Regions from separate parts of the Homo sapiens genome. Here region 2 is linked to region 1. Evidence: read pairs that join two places in POLR2A ChIA-PET (ENCODE). Cell type or tissue: HepG2. All regions are shown on one strand. Each heading gives the region's core, and the rest is flanking DNA. Links, peaks and the distances in the headings are about the cores only.

The links. Peaks named below come from ENCODE experiments on the same cell type or tissue, not always from the same donor. Only the 100,000 strongest peaks of a DNase experiment are listed, where the experiment ranks them.
Region 2: POLR2A ChIA-PET joins it to region 1 with 7 read pairs; 2 of 35 experiments call an interaction of 5 or more read pairs at or near these places.

The regions. Positions count from the first base shown.
Region 1 is chr10:21,333,640-21,341,451 of GRCh38, forward strand. LINC02643 (long intergenic non-protein coding RNA 2643) reads right to left here. Exons shown (of 5, transcript NR_155751.1): 5 at 6,594-6,674. Among named protein-coding and RNA genes, the nearest start is that of LINC02643, 35 kb to the right of the region's middle. RefSeq lists an enhancer at 2,967-3,518. In HepG2, for the core only: a CTCF peak has its summit at 2,984; DNase peaks (open chromatin) are centred at 1,512, 2,972 and 3,452.
Region 2 is chr10:21,120,851-21,128,662 of GRCh38, forward strand. It overlaps a transcript of NEBL not described here. Among named protein-coding and RNA genes, the nearest start is that of NEBL-AS1, 49 kb to the right of the region's middle. In HepG2, for the core only: no CTCF peak of the experiment used is centred there; no DNase peak of the experiment used is centred there.

The DNA.
Region 1 (7,812 bases), core at 1,023-6,022:
TTTTATTAGTCAATTATACCTCAATAAAGCTGGGAGGAAAAAATAACTAGTTTAAAAGCTATATCAACTAATGATGGGTAGCAGACAAAAAGCCCCATTAATACAAAATGTAAGGGGAGTTATACCATGATTTTGCCTTTTCTTTTTTTTTTCTTTTTGAGACAGAGTCTCACCCTGTCGCCCAGGCTGGAATGCAGTGGCACGATCTTGGCTCAATGCAACCTCTGCCTCCAGGGTTCAAGTGATTCTCCTCCCTCAGCCTCTTGAGTAGCTGGGACTACAGGCGCACGCCACCACACCCTGCTAATTTTTGTATTTTTAGTACAGATAGGGTTTCACCATGTTGGCCAGGCTGGGATTTTGCCTTTTCTACATACCAGAACTACATACCAGAATCATGACTATATTCATTACATAGAATTACCCCAATTCAAGAATCTGTTTTAAAAACAATATCTGGCCAGGCACGGTGGCTCACGCCTGTAATCCCAGCACTTTGGGAGGCTAAGGCGGGTGGATCACTTAAGGCCCGTAGTTTGAGACCAGCCTGGCCAACATGGTAAAACCCTGCCTCTAAATACAAAAATACAAAAAAATTAGCTGGGTGTGGTGGCACAAGCCTGTAGTCCTAGCTACTCAGGAGGCTGAGGCAGGAGAATTGCTTGAACCTGGGAGGCAGAGGTTGCAGTAAGCCAAGATGGCGCCGCTGTGCTCCAGCCTGGGTGACAGAGCAAGACTCAGACTCAAAAAATAAAAAAAAAAATAAAAACAACATCCAATTGCATTTTGTAACCAACAACATAACGAAGATAGCCAAAGTGTCACCAATATTAAATAGATTTTCATAAGCCTTGGATATAAGATGGTCCACTCCAAAATCAACTCATAATGGATTACAGAGATACACAAGGTCGCCCCAAAACAATGATTCTCAAATTTTTTGTACATTAAATTCAACTGGCATGTTGGCTTAAAATTCACATTGGGATTCCCAGCCCCCAGCCCCAGAGACACTCATTCAGATCAACAGAAATGAGATCTAGGAATCTGCCTTTTTTTTTTTTTTTTTAGACAAAGTTTTGCTCTTGTTGCCCAGGCTGGAGTGCAGTGGCGTGATCTTGGCTCACCACAACCTCCACCTCCCAGGTTGAAGCGATTCTCCTGCCTCAGGCTCCCGAGTAGCTGGGATTACAAGCATGCGCCGCCACGCCTGGCTAATTTTGTATTTTTAGTAGAGTCGGGGTTTCTCCATGTTGGTCAGGCTGGTCTCGAACTCCCAACCTCAGGTGATCCACCCGCTTCGGCTTCCCAAAATGCTGGGATTACAGGCGTGAGCCACTGCACCCGGCCTGCATTTTTAACCAACACACATACTCAAGCATGTGTGTGATTCTGCTGCATGTGTTCAAAAGCTCACCCTTTGAGAAACACTGCCCTAAAATGATGCGATGATTTCCAGAACTCCAAGCTTGAATTAACCAGACCGTCTGCATTCGTAAGCCTGTGGTGAGTCATAGAAACTTTTTTTAAAAAGTAGAATGTCAGAGGCAAATGTTGGCAGTGGCCCCTCAGCCCAGGCCAAGGGAGGGCGGGTCCTGATCTAATCTAACAACAACTCACTCTGCCTAGGCAAGATGACAGGGATCTTCCGCTGTGCAGGTGGACATAGCAGATCATCTTACTCTGGCATCATTAACATTTGTATTAGAAAACCAGCTCCCCTAGTTCTGATTTCTGAGGTCCCTAAGCAGCTTCTTCTTGTAGAATTTGACTTCCCATGTAGCCTGCCTTTGCTGTTGGTCAAAAGTTGCCAGTATTCGGTCCCCCTCAGCCCTTTTAGTCATGAGAAATTGGCAGGAACTTTGGTTTATCCATCATTCCCTGAGTTTGCTTCATATTACTCCAGCCATGAGAAACACTCCACTCTCCACAATCCATGGGTTGATAAATGAGGATTTTGTGCCTCTGAGGCTAAGGACCACACTCTCGACGCTAAAAAAAAAAAAAAAAAAAAAAAAAAAAAAATTCTCCAAGGAGACGATATTATAAATTCATAGACTGCCTGACAACACCCAGTGAAGACCCTCCTGTTGGAACCTCCTCACCAAGAAGTTGTGACTTTTCTTTTTTTTTTTTTTTGAGATGGAGTCTCGCTCTTGTTGCCCAGCCTTGATTGCAATGGTGCGATCTCATCTCACTGCAGCCTCCGACTCCAGGGTTCAAGCAATTCTCCTGCCTCAGCTTCCCAAGTAGCTGGGATTACAGCTGCCCGCCAGCATGCCCAGCAAATTTTTGTATTTTTTTTTTAGTAGAGATGAGGTTTCACCATTTTGGCCAGGCTGGTCTCAAACTCCTGACCTCAAGAGATACACCTGCCTCATCCTCCCAAAGTGCTGGGATTACAGGTGTGAGCCACTGCACCTGGCTGATTTTTTCTTTTTTTTTTTTTTTAATACAAAGTCTCACTCTGTCCACCAGGCTGGAGTGCAGTGGCGTGTTCTCAGCTCACTGCAGCCTCAACTTCCCAGGCTCACGTGATTCTCCCACCTCGACCTCCCAAGTAGCTGGGACTACAGGTGCTTGCCACAGCACCTGGCTAATGATTACATTTTTGGTAGAGATGGGGTCTCAGACTCCTGGCTTCAAGCATTCCTCCTGCCTCTGTTGGGAGCAATTTATCCATTCTTTGTAAAGGGCCTCCATGTCATTTACAATAACCTATCATCAAGGACCCAAAGCTGGTGCTTATATGAGTCTCCTGTCGCCTCTTATCAGAGCCCGATTAAGGGACAGGCTAGACAGAAAGATGAGAGAAGGACAAATGTCAGGCTCTCACTTCAGCCTCTCTCCTCATTCAGGAACAGATGGAGCCCATGCCAGTGTGACCCAGGGCAGAGGTCAGGCAGCTGTTCTGTTTCGTGTGTCCCTGGTCTCCTGTGCCCCCTAGGGCTGGTGGAGCCTCAATGTCCTCCAACTCAGACATCTTCTCTGCTGTTTGTTCTGCAGCCAGCTGCATACCGCCTCCATGCGGGTGCCCCTCCCTAGCGGCTGCATTTGCCCGGGGGACCAGCAAGCTGTCACATGCCAAGGCAAAGAGGAGGAAGAAACAATCACTTATTACTAGCAAAACATTACTTCTGTCTTCACAGGACCATGACACCTTCTGTCTAGGATCTTCAAACCTCCCCCACTCATGCCCCAAGTCCAATATTGTGGGGTGACCCTGCCCCACCCCCTGTGCACCACACTCAGTGCAGCTTGATGTTCAGCTTTGTGTAGCCCTGGCATCCTATGCTCCCAGGCTGGCTGGAGACTTGATATTCTCCAACTCAGACATACTAAGGCCACGTATATGTGGAGAGATTTCAGTGCATTATCTACTGAGAACACTGATGACTTGAGGCAACGCCAGAGCCCTTCTCCAAATGAATACTTCACATTCCCACCCGGTGACTCAGGCTGACTCACCAGGAGGCCCTTCCCCTTTGTCTTTTTTTTTTTTTTTTTTTTTTTTTACTTTTATTTTAGGTTCAAGGGTACAAGTGCAGGTTTGCGACATAGGTAAAATCCTTGTCATGGGGGTTTGTTATACAGATTATTTCATCGCCCATGTGTTGAGCCTAGTACCCGTTAGTTATTTTTCCTGATCCTCTCCCTCCTCCCAGCCCCCACCCTCCGGTAGGCCCCAGTGTCTGTTGTTCCCCTCTATGTGTCCATGTGTTCCCGTCATTTAGCTCCCACTTACATATGAAAACATGGTTTTTGGGTTTCTGTTTCTGTGTTAGTTCGCTAAGGATAATGGCTTTCAGCTCCATCCATGTTCCTGCAAAGGACATGGTCACACTCTTTTTTATGGCTGCATAATATTCCATGATGTATATGGACTGCATTTTCTTTATTCAGTCTACCATTGATGATGCCCTCCTCATTTGACTGGGATCCAGCAGGAGACTAAAAAGGGGCTTCCTGTTTGATTTACACCCTTTTGCATTCTTTTCACCTCCAATCACCAAGGAGTGAACAGCAAAAAATGTCTGAGCAGCTATTAAGTCTCCAACCAGCAGGGGAGCACAGGAGGCCAGGGATACATGAAACTAAACATCAGGCTGCACCAGGTGTGGTGCCCCGGGGTGGGGTGGAGTATGTTCCTTAATTTCTGCCTACTTTCCCAACAGCCTTCTGGCTCCATGTTGGCTTAAAGGCCCTCTCAGAATCTGACCCTTCTCTTCAGTCCTCAATTTTGTTGCCTCTCCTATTCCTACTTCCCTTCCTTTTCTCAAATCCACAGACATCTCTGGTAATCATAGTAGTCAACACCTTACAACACTTACTATGTGTCTGGCATTCTTTCAAGGGTTTTGTGTGTATTAACACATTGAATGTTCATACTCACCCTTGGAGGTCACTCACTATCATACTCTCCATATTAAAATTGACAAAGATGTGTTCAGAGTCTTGCCCGAGTCCACCCAGCCTCTTACTCTCAACGAGACAACAGAAGAGCTTCCTTGTTCAAATAAACAACTAACATTGATCATAGAAGTGAAAGACCTACCTAATAACTTATCATGGTTCTTCTTCTTCTTTTTTTTTTTAAGAGAAGAGGTCTCACTCTGTTGCCTAGGCTGGAGTGGAGTGGTGCAATCACAGCTCACCACAGCCTCTAACTCCTGGCTTCAAGCAATCCTCCCGCCTCAGCCTCCCAAGTAGCTGGGATTACAGGCACGTGCCTCCACACCCAACACTTGTAATGATTCTAATCTGCTACTCAGAGGTTTGGTCTCTGTGTAAGTCATTTTGAATTTTTGTTGAGAGCCAGGTAAAGTGAAAAGTGTGCATGGGCTTTGAAGTTAAAATCCCTGTTAAACCACTTGCTAGTTATGTGTCCATGGACAAGTTATTTGGCCACTCTGAGCTTCCATGTTTTTGGTAGATTTGGTTTGGTTTGGTTGTTGTTGTTTTGTTTTGCTTTGAGACAGGGTCTCTCTGTCACCTTGTCTGGAGTGCAGTGGTGTGATTTTGGCTCACTGCGACCTCTACCTCTGGGGCTCAAGCGATCCTCCCACTACAGCCTCCTGAGTGGCTGGGACTACAGGCGTGTGTCATCACACCTGGCTAATAGAAACAGGTTCCACCATGTTGCCCAAGCTAGTCTCGAACTCCTGGGCTCAAGCAATCTATCTGCCTCAGCCTTTCAAAGTGCTGGGATTACAGGCATGAGCCATCATCCCCGCCGAACTTCCATGTTTTTATTTTATTTATTTATTTTTATTTAATTATTATGTTTTTTTTTTTTTTTGAGATGGAGTTTCACTCTTGTTGCCCAGGCTGGAGTGCAGTGGCGCCATCTCAGCTTACTGCAACCTCCGCCTTCCGGGTTCAAGCAATTCTCCTGCCTCAGCCTCCCGAGTAGCTGGGATTACAGATGCCCGCCACCACACCCGGCTAATTTTTTGTATTTTTAGTAGAGATGGGGTTTCACCATGTTGGCCAGTCATGATCTCGAACTCCTGGCCTCAAGTAATCTGCCTGCCTCGGCCTCCCAAAGTGCTGGGGTTACAGGCATGAGCCACCGCGCCTGGCTGCTTCCATGTTTTTAATCTGTACAATGGGGATAAGATGATAATACCTTCCTCACTCAGGTATTGTAACTTAAAAAGATACTGTGCATGAAGCACTTAGTGCAGTACCTGGCACATAGAAGACGCTCAGTAAATGAGAGTTTTTTCCATACATTCCCCAGAAAACCTCATATAATTGCTTTATCCTTTAAATAGACAGCACACTGTGCCTCCCAAATGCTACTAATCATATACTCTACTTTTTAGGTCATTTATACTCATGGTTTATCTGCCCCCTGACATACTCCCAAAAAGCAAGAAATATGTTATTCATCTCTGATCTTTTTTTTTTTTTTTTTTTTTTTTTTTTGAGACAGGGTCTCTCTGTTGCCCAGGCTGAAATGCAGTGGTACGACCTTGGCTCATTGCAACTTCTGCCTCCCAGGCTCAGGCGATCTTCCCACCTCATCCTCCCAAGTAGCTGGGACTACAAGCATGCACCGCCACGCCTGGCTAATTTTTGTAAATTTTATAGAGATGGAGTTTCGCCATGTCATCCAGGCTGATCTCAAACTCCTAGACTCAAGCAATCCACCTGCTTAGGCCCTCCCAGAGTCCTGGGATTATAGGCATGAGCCATTGCGCCCAGCCCCTCTGATCCTTTAGGGACTCCCAAGATATAATAGTCAATGAAAAGCTAAAACAGCAAGGTAAAAAAAAATAGATATAGAGAAATACCATTTATTTGTGTTTTAAATAAAACACACATATATGCACTTATATATGCATTCAAAATTTTTGGAAGAATAAACAAGAGATTTTTTTTTTACCATGTCAGGTCTTAATTTTACAATTAAAAAGAAGGAAAAAGAATGTTATATGCATGATAATATGTAAATGTTTAGATCAGTCACCTGAAAAGGTAGCCCAAAATATTTTACCTTTTGGAGATTCTGAGAATCTGGGAATTCTGAGATTCTGAATGGAGAATCTCTGCATCTCAATTCTGAAATTCTGAGAATCTTCACATCTAATCCAGCTGATCAGGGCACAGAAAGCATGGCTGGATGTGACTCCAACCAGGAGCTGCAGCCTAGACCACTGGAATGAGCCCTGTTTGAAGAAAGAGTGTTTTTAGCAGAAGGATACTCAGAAAAATGGGAGCTCCAAAGAGCTTGAGATGAAACCATAAGGATACTGGTTTCTGGAGAGCTGGATTCCATTTGCAGGGAAGGAGCAATTCACCAGATTTACCATCATCCCAATGGAACATTATTTATGACTATCCAAATCCCTTTGCTCTAATTCCATGCTGACCACATATGTGACTTAGGGTGAGTTATGCTAGATGTTATAATAGATAACTCTGAAATGCACTGGCTTAAAGCCATAAAAGTTTATGTCTCTGTCACATCACATGCCAATGAGAATTGGGCCAGGAGTAGTCTGTACTCCACAAAGGCATTCAGGGACCGAGGACCATTTAATACCGTGGCACCACCCTCCCCAGGCTCCTTGAAGTACCGTTCATTGAGCAGATGGACGGGGGGATGAGCAATGGTAGAGAAAGCACACCCACCCCTAAGACTCTTGGCCCAGAGGTAACACACATCACTTTGGCTCATATTCCAGTGGAGAGAACTCCTCATATGGCCCCATCTAGATGACAGTAGGGAGCAAGGGGCAGGCAATATTGTCTAGCAGTACGCCAAGGAAGAGGACGACGACATGAACATGGGTGAGTATCAACAGTTACTCTCGCACCAAGTAATATTCTAATTATTATTTATTATTTATTTAACTTTTTTAGAGGCAGAGTCTTGCTCTGTCATCCAGGCTGGAGTGCAGTGATGCAATCATAGCTCACTGCAACCTCGAACTCCTGGGCTCAAACGATCTTCCCTCCTCAGCCTCCTGAGTGGCCAGAACCGCAGGCACACACCACCACACCTGGCTAATTTTTTTAATTTTTGTGGAAATGGGGCCTTGCTATGTAGTCCAGATTGGTCTCGAATTCCTGGGCTCCAGAGATTCTTCCGCCTCAGCCTCCCAATGTGTGGGGATTACAGGTGTGAGCCACTGCACTTAGTTTTTGATTATTGATTTAGGCTGACTAGTATACTAAATCTAGAAAGAGGGAGACACGAACAAGATATGTGAGCATCCCCATCACTACAGAGCTAGGTCTCCTATCCTAAACTGACAAATCATCTTTCTAGTTCATACATCTCTTGGTTGCGACTTTACTTTT
Region 2 (7,812 bases), core at 1,446-6,445, 210 kb before region 1:
GACATTTTCCCTATGGTTAATCTGGTTCAAAGGAATTATTCCATTCTATTGTGTAAGCTGTGGATGTTTACCATATTCTTTGTCCCAAGATGATGATGGGATACTGGCACAGGATCTAAAGGAACTACATTTTCAGGCTTTATACAATAACTTCTGACTTCCTCCCTGGAGTAGAGAGGAGGCATCTGAAAACATCACACTGGGAACATTGGTCCTGACTGAAAACCCCAGGAGATCAATTCTAAAGTATGTTTGGCCCTGAAACTTTTTTTAACAGTATCTACCAAATGCCTTAAAATTATACTCTTTCATTCCTTATCTCAAATGGCTTCAGTTCAAAGAAGGAAATGGTATTTCTTTCCATCCCTTTCTATCTTGCTTATGGAGAGACAACCTGAGCCCTTAACACTGTATAACTGTATAAACTTAGGCTAATTGTCAGGGGATTGATCACTTTAATGTCACGGTCATGCCAATCCCCGTTCTTCCAAGGTTCAGTCCCTACCTCTTGAGTTCCATCCTACCAAAAATGTTGGTAAATAAAATCAAGATAATATTTATTTTAGCTTAATTCAACAATCACAGTATAATTCATGAATACCCTGCCACCCTTGGACATCATTTTTAAGTGCTTAACTTTCTGCCTTCCAAGTTGTCATAGGAAAAGTCCAAATCAATGTATGCCTATCACGTGCACACTATATAATAGTAGAAATGCATTATGAAATAATTGTCTTATGAATCACTATCAAGTTAGAAAATCCTAATCTTAGAATGAGTCGTAGAGAGCAAATCCAATCTCCTACCCAATGCTAGGCTCACAACTTCAGTATCTGAAATAGCGATGCCATCTCCGTTTAAATGTCACCGGGGAAAGACAGCCCACAACACATGACAGTTAACTCCCCTAATTGACAGTAGCACATTAGACAGCCTGGAGATAGATGTGTTTTGCATGTAAACCCACCAGGATACCAAAATGAAGTGATAGAAAATGCAAATTTGAAGATGCAAATTCCTTTCAATACTAAGCTTTTCTAAAACTTTGAAAGCAAAACGCTATCAAAATTTGATATACCAATATTAAGGAAGTTAACAGGTAATGTACATACAAATACATTTTCAGGCCAAGGAATGTGGGGATTTCTCCTGGTTGTTGTTGTTGTTGTTGTTGTTGTTGTTGTTGTTGTTTTGAGACACAGTCTCTTTCTATCACCCAGACTGGAATGCAGTGGCACGATCTCGGCTCACTGAAACCTCCACCTCCCAGGTTCAAGCAATTATCCTGCCTCAGCCTGCCAAGTAGCTGGGATTACAGGCACCTACCACCATGCCTGGCTAGTTTTTGTATTTTTAATAGAGACAGGGTTTCACCATGTTGGCCAGGCTGGTCTCAAACTCCTGACTTCAGGTGATTCGCCCACCTCAGCCTCCCAAAGTACTGGAATTACAGGCATGAGCCACCACGCCCAGCCGGGATCTCTCCCACTGTTCTATCTTGCCCTGAAACAGATCTATCTCGGTGCCACTAAGTCAAAACTCTACCATCTGTGTCTTCCATGGAAGTGACCTGAGAGTCTCACTTCATTTCCTTCTCTCCTCCATACTTGCTTTGCATATTTAGGCTCACTTGATTAAAAATCTCTCTATTCTTTTGATCTACTCACAATCCAGAATAAGTGGCCATGGTGAGTGATAAATATAAAGATGTACAGATATGCAGAAATAGTCAATGATTTTGAGCCTGGGTGATTAGAAGAAGGGTACTATAAAAGGCAGAAAATGAGACTTAATCTGGTTGGGAGAGACAGAGTTTGGGTTTGGAGATCTGAAGTTTAGGATGGTGCAAAAATCCTCAGTGTCTGGGTAGCGGATCCAGAAGAGATATCTATTTGAGTCACCAGTAGAGATAGCAGTTGAAAATATGACAGATCAATTTCCTAAGGAAAAGGGAAATGAGAGAAAGAACAGCAGCAAAGACATCCACTTATACCCCCTTCAAGTATTCCCTCCTTGTATATGCCTTTATTTCCTAGTTTTCCTCCAGTGAATACTCTCATCTTCCTAAGTTCTGTAGGATCAAGAATCAGGGGTCCCACATATTTCCTTGTAGGCTGCTGGGGTCATAGAAGATACTCAGTAAAATCATTTTGGCTGGTTCTAATAACAAGCCAGAAATTTTTTTGAAATATCTCATATCAGTGGGATTTCATCCATGCTTAACACTTTCCCTGGACAATGAAGACTGCCTTCTACAGGTGGCCTGGAAAGTCACATATACTATCCCTTTGAGGTTGATACCAAAGGATGTCTATATAATAAATCCATGCAACTCTTAAAAATCCAGCAAGTGCCAAGATTCTCACTGTTCTAGATCTTACTCTGTACAAAGTCAAAGATAAATCTGTGCTTTTTGTCATTTTGGGACACTCCAGTGTATTTGCAAATATAAGTACTTGTGATTTCATAATTTTCTTTCAATTTTGGCAAATAGACTAAACTACTTAAGCTAGCAACAATATAATTTGAGGATAATCGCTACTTCATATCTGTACAGAGAACTGCATATTCTTAAAGTTCTTTATCATCAACTTTATTCATACACTGAAGATATCAGTAAAAAGCTCACTAAGTCTTTTATGTCACGAGAGCCCTGAGCTCAAGTCGTCCTGACCTTCCATAAATCCCCACCACTTAGTCCTTCTTTTTGAATTTACTGATGTTATTTCCCATGCCTGGAACTCTTCTTCTCCCCACCTGGCTCCCCTGTATCCAAATTATCCAAATTCTTCCTTCCCCTTCATATTGGCATCTTCAACTTCATCCAGTCTATAGTTCCCCTTCTCTGAATTCTGATGATCATATATCATCAGAATATATATATATATATCATCTCAAACTAATATATTCATAAAATCTTCAACATATATAATTTTATATATTATATAAATATACATAATCTCCAATTGGTTGTATATGTATATGTATATCTCCAACCAATCTAACATTGAAGTTTGCTTATGTTATTTAGTAAATTTTTCATGTAAGTTCTTTTTTTTTTTTAATTTTTGTCTTCTAGAATGTACCAGTAATTTCTCTGAGGCCAATCCTCACCTGAGATACGTGTGTGTGTTCACTGGCACCAATCTATGACATTTTATGCATACAGAAGGTAGACAATATTTGTAAACCACTGAAATACCTCTTGGTATTTGTAGAATTTCATATAATTCCTTATCTACTTGGCCATTGAGAAATGCTTTTAAATCATAATATTGCCTACTAGACCAACATAAATTCATTGTACTCATAACCCAATCCTTCAGGGAAGGTCCTATTTTGATTAAAAATGAAGGAGTAGGAGGAGGTAAAGCTTTTAGCATATTGATAGAACTGTTACTAATATTGTATTACTGTCCTTTATAATTTAAGGCAACATCACTAACAAAGATTAGGGAAAAGATCAATAAATTATGAGTTATTAATGCAGGAACGAAAAGAAATCCAATACCAAAGACATTGAAGCTAACAATATCTTCTCCTCCACTTGCTGAACCATTATAATCAGGCCTGGGCCTTTTTTCCCTAGTAGAGGTGATAAATGCTTACAGAGTGGCAGTTTCTCCCTGAGCTGTCTAAAGACCCTAATGCAATGAAACCAACCACTTCAGGCTCATTAGGGTCACTTTTAACAAGTTAAGCAGAACCCACCACCCAACCACATCAGGATTCAAAGTTTCAAAGAGGATGGGGAATGTAGAGTTTGGAAAAGAGCAATAAAAATGATCAGAAATAAATAGTCCAAAAGAAATAAAAACAAGGCCGAGCATAGTGGGTCATAGCTGGAATCGCAGCACTTTGGGAGGCTGAGGTGGGAGGATTGCTTGAAGGCTAGGAGTTTGAGACCAATCTCGGCAACATAGCAAGACCCCATTGTTACCAAAAATACACGTTTTAAAAATTGGCCAGGCATGGTGCCATGCACCTGTAGTCCCAGCTACTCAGGAGACTGAGGCAGGAGGATGTTTGAGCCCAGAAGTTTGAGGCTGCAGTGAGTTACGATCACAGGACTGTACTCCAGACTGTGAAGCAGAGCAAGACTACATCTCTAAAAAAGAAAAAGAAATAGAAACAGCACAGCCTGCATCAGTCTCCACTGAAGTGCAGTGTTGAGAGGTGACGGGGCAAGGCAGCACAAACACAGATCATGAAGGAAACATCTCAAAAGCAAGCCATAAGGAACAGTCCTATGGCGGCAAAGAAGAGACAGAATTGCTGAAAGCAATGCTAACATCTCTAATTCTTATGATGAATGGAATTCCAGAGTCTCTAGAAGCTCACAGGCACACACACGCACACACATGCACACATGCATATACACACACACACACACACACACAGCCACTGTGCACATTCATTAGGTTGAAGCTACATTTGCTCATCACCAAGGGGTCCCATCACATTGAAATGAAACCACGAGCTCCTTTTTACATCATAAGACTCCTATGAAAGGGATGTTTCAGGTTTAAAAGTCTTCCAAACAACTGTTTTAAATTGGGGGTTGGGGAGAAGAAATGGGAAGTTGCGGAGGGGACTACTTAATGAACTGGGCTATTTAAGGCTTCCCTCGAAATCTAGCATCATTCTTGCCTTTTTTCCTGCTAAATAAAGCCTCAAAGTAAGAGGAATGCAAAGGTTGAAGAAGTGGAAGCCATCACTGTAGAAAAACAAAGGTGGATCTGCCAAACGCAATGAATTTAGAGGGAATGTAAGTTTTGTTTCCCAGCCATCAAAAATAGTTTGATGGATTTGTGCCAAAATGAGAAATAAAAGCACACTCCTTCCTCCCTGCACCCTACAGAGCTGCCTTTGAAGTCACATGTGCTCCACAGGGCACGGATGGAAACAGAACTCAGGCTCATTTAAAATTTTATTGTATATGGTATGGTATAAGACAGTGTCCTTCAGACATTTACAAAAAAGTCATTTTCAGCACCTTCTTAGATACGTTGAACTTTTCTTTTATGCCCTGGAATTTAAATCCATGCTTCCCTTTGGTTATACCTTCTGGTCCCAGAGACAGCCTTGGGGACTTGGCCCAGTTGCCTGGATCTGGTTCAGGAGCTGCCTGGATGGGCGGCTTGTAGAGACTGAAGCTGACTCTCCGCAGCCACCTGGCAAGCGTTGGCCAGCTTTGCAGCCTTCTGGTCTCCCCAACCAGCTTCCTGGGAGGCCTCAGGCCCTTCTCGGCTCTCCGTTCTGCCTTACCAGGCCTATGGGATAAAGTGCAGCTGTCCGTTCTTCAAGCCTGGTACCCCCCATAGAAAGGAAAAAAAATACCACATTTGGAATAATAACAACTACATTGCTGGTTATGTTTCAGAACCAATCCATCTTCAAAATCAGGGACTTCTTTTGTAAGCCTCATTACAGCCTTAAGTATAGAAATGTTTATATTGTTTGCTTTGTTTGGTTTCTTACCTAGATACTGAGATTAGAGTGTGGACCCCTCTCAAGCCAGTGTCACATAACTAGGAGCTCAAAGATCAGAGAGAGAGAGAAACAAAAGCATTCCATATTTTCAAATGCATTAGTTCACCCAGTGTGTGGACTCTAAAGAGGGAAAAAAACAAAAATAGTAGATTTTTAGCATAAGAGATTTAGTCGTAGAATATTAGCATACACCATCTTTTTTTCTGGAAGGGAAGCTACAACTAAAAGGAATCATAAAGACCAACTAACCCAATTATTTAAAGAGGAGGAAACTGCTGCCCAAAAGTTAATGGCTCAGATTAAGAGTGTCAAAGAGACACACAAGCCAATTAGAAGAAGCCTCCACTGGGCCAGGTGCGGTGGCTCATGCCTGTAATCCCAGCACTTTGGGAGGCCGAGGCGGGTGGATCATGAGGGTCAGGACTTTGAGACCACCCTGACCAACATGCTGAAACCCTGTCTCCACTAAAAACAAAAGAAAATTAGCCAGGTATGGTGGTGCACACCTGTAATCCCAGCTACTCAGGAGGCTAAGGCAGGGGAATCGCTTGAACCCAGGGCGGGGAAGTTCTAGTGAGCAGAGATCGAGCCACTACACTCCAGCCTGGGTGACAGAGGGAGACCCTGTATCAAAAAAAAAAAAAAAAAAAAAAACTCCACTGGCCAAAGATGGGACAATATGAATATCAAAAGGAATTACTGCAACTGATTCAATACACTCAAACGCATCCATGGTTTTATAATGAGTTGATAAGATGTTCCTCCCACTCCTTTCCCTCTTCCCAAAAAAGTAGAGAACAATTTCCTGATCCCCACCGAGGGAGGCTGCCAGGACCCCAATTCATTATTCAGAAAATGGATCAATAACAGAAAATAATGACAAATGGATCTTGCTTTTTCTTTTCAAACTATATTTCAAGATATCAAATACATAATGATGAAAAATTGATCCCTACTAAAGAATTCCAACTACTAAATGCAGAAAGAATGATGGAATTAAAAAATTTCCAGTTTGTGACTTCTAGAGAAGTCCATTGCAAAAACCATTACTTAAGGTAATGTATGGCTGATGAGGAACCTTATAAATGGTGGACCAGGTATACAGCTAAATCTTCTGACCAATCTTAACTCACTGAAGTTGGGACAGACAGATACTATGTCTCTCCCAATGAGATATACTGGAAAGTACATAGCACCAACTATACAGCAATCTTGCCTAGAAAAAAAAAAAAGAAAATTTGAGCCAGAATATTATCAGGCCTGTTGATCTATGAGTTTATATGAAACATGGGGATAGAGGCACAAATTAAATGATACTGGAAGGAAGCAATCAGCCCAATCCAGAATGTGGGACATGCTATAAGGCAAAAACCTGATTTCTGCAACAAATAAAGGGAATTAAAAGGGGGAAAGGAGTGGAAGGGGACTATTATAAATTTAAAAATATTTAAGAGACAAAGCTGCCAATTGAATAAATGTACTTAATTTGGCTCTTAACTTGAGCAACTACTAAAACAAAACAAAACAAAAGACTTTGCAATTTGCAATTGAAAGAGATAACCAATAAAATGTGAACATGAACTGTGTTAAAAGGAATTAAGTAATTATTATTAATGTTTTGCAATATTGATGTTGTAGGTATTTATACATACAACTAGGTACTTATTTGTTAGGAAAGCATACTAAAATATTTTGGCATCTATATTTTTGTAAAAAGGAAGTTAATGACTCGGTTGGGACTAGAATCTGCTCTTATGGTACCCAGCACACATTCATTTCATTATAACCAAATTCAAAGGAAACACAAACAGTAAATTTTTTTAATTCTTAAAAAAGAGCAACACCAACCATCACTTGTTTTCTCTCTTCCCTCCATTAGTAAGACATGTATGTTTGAAGACCATAGACATTTTCTTCCTCTTGAAACAACAAAAACAAATCAACAGGATTACATAATAATCTTATAGATTACAGTAATTACAGTGAGGTTTTCTGCACTGGGTGAGTTAACCTAAATGTAAAAAAGGAGAAGAGGCTCTCCAGACCAAAAATGTCACACACACACCCCCAAGAGCATTTCAAATACTCATGTACACTTTACACATGTGATATGGAAGGAATGACACACTGAGCCACATAACCTTGATTACTGTATCAGATTAAATTTAATCTAAAGAGATAACACACAGGACAACTAAGAATCTGTAAACATACAGAGCTGAAAAATCCACAGTAAGGATCCTTAATTATTAAAGATATAAAAGAAATGGGTGTCTAGAAAAGAAAGTTCAGAATGGAAAGGGCGAGAGAACAAAAGCA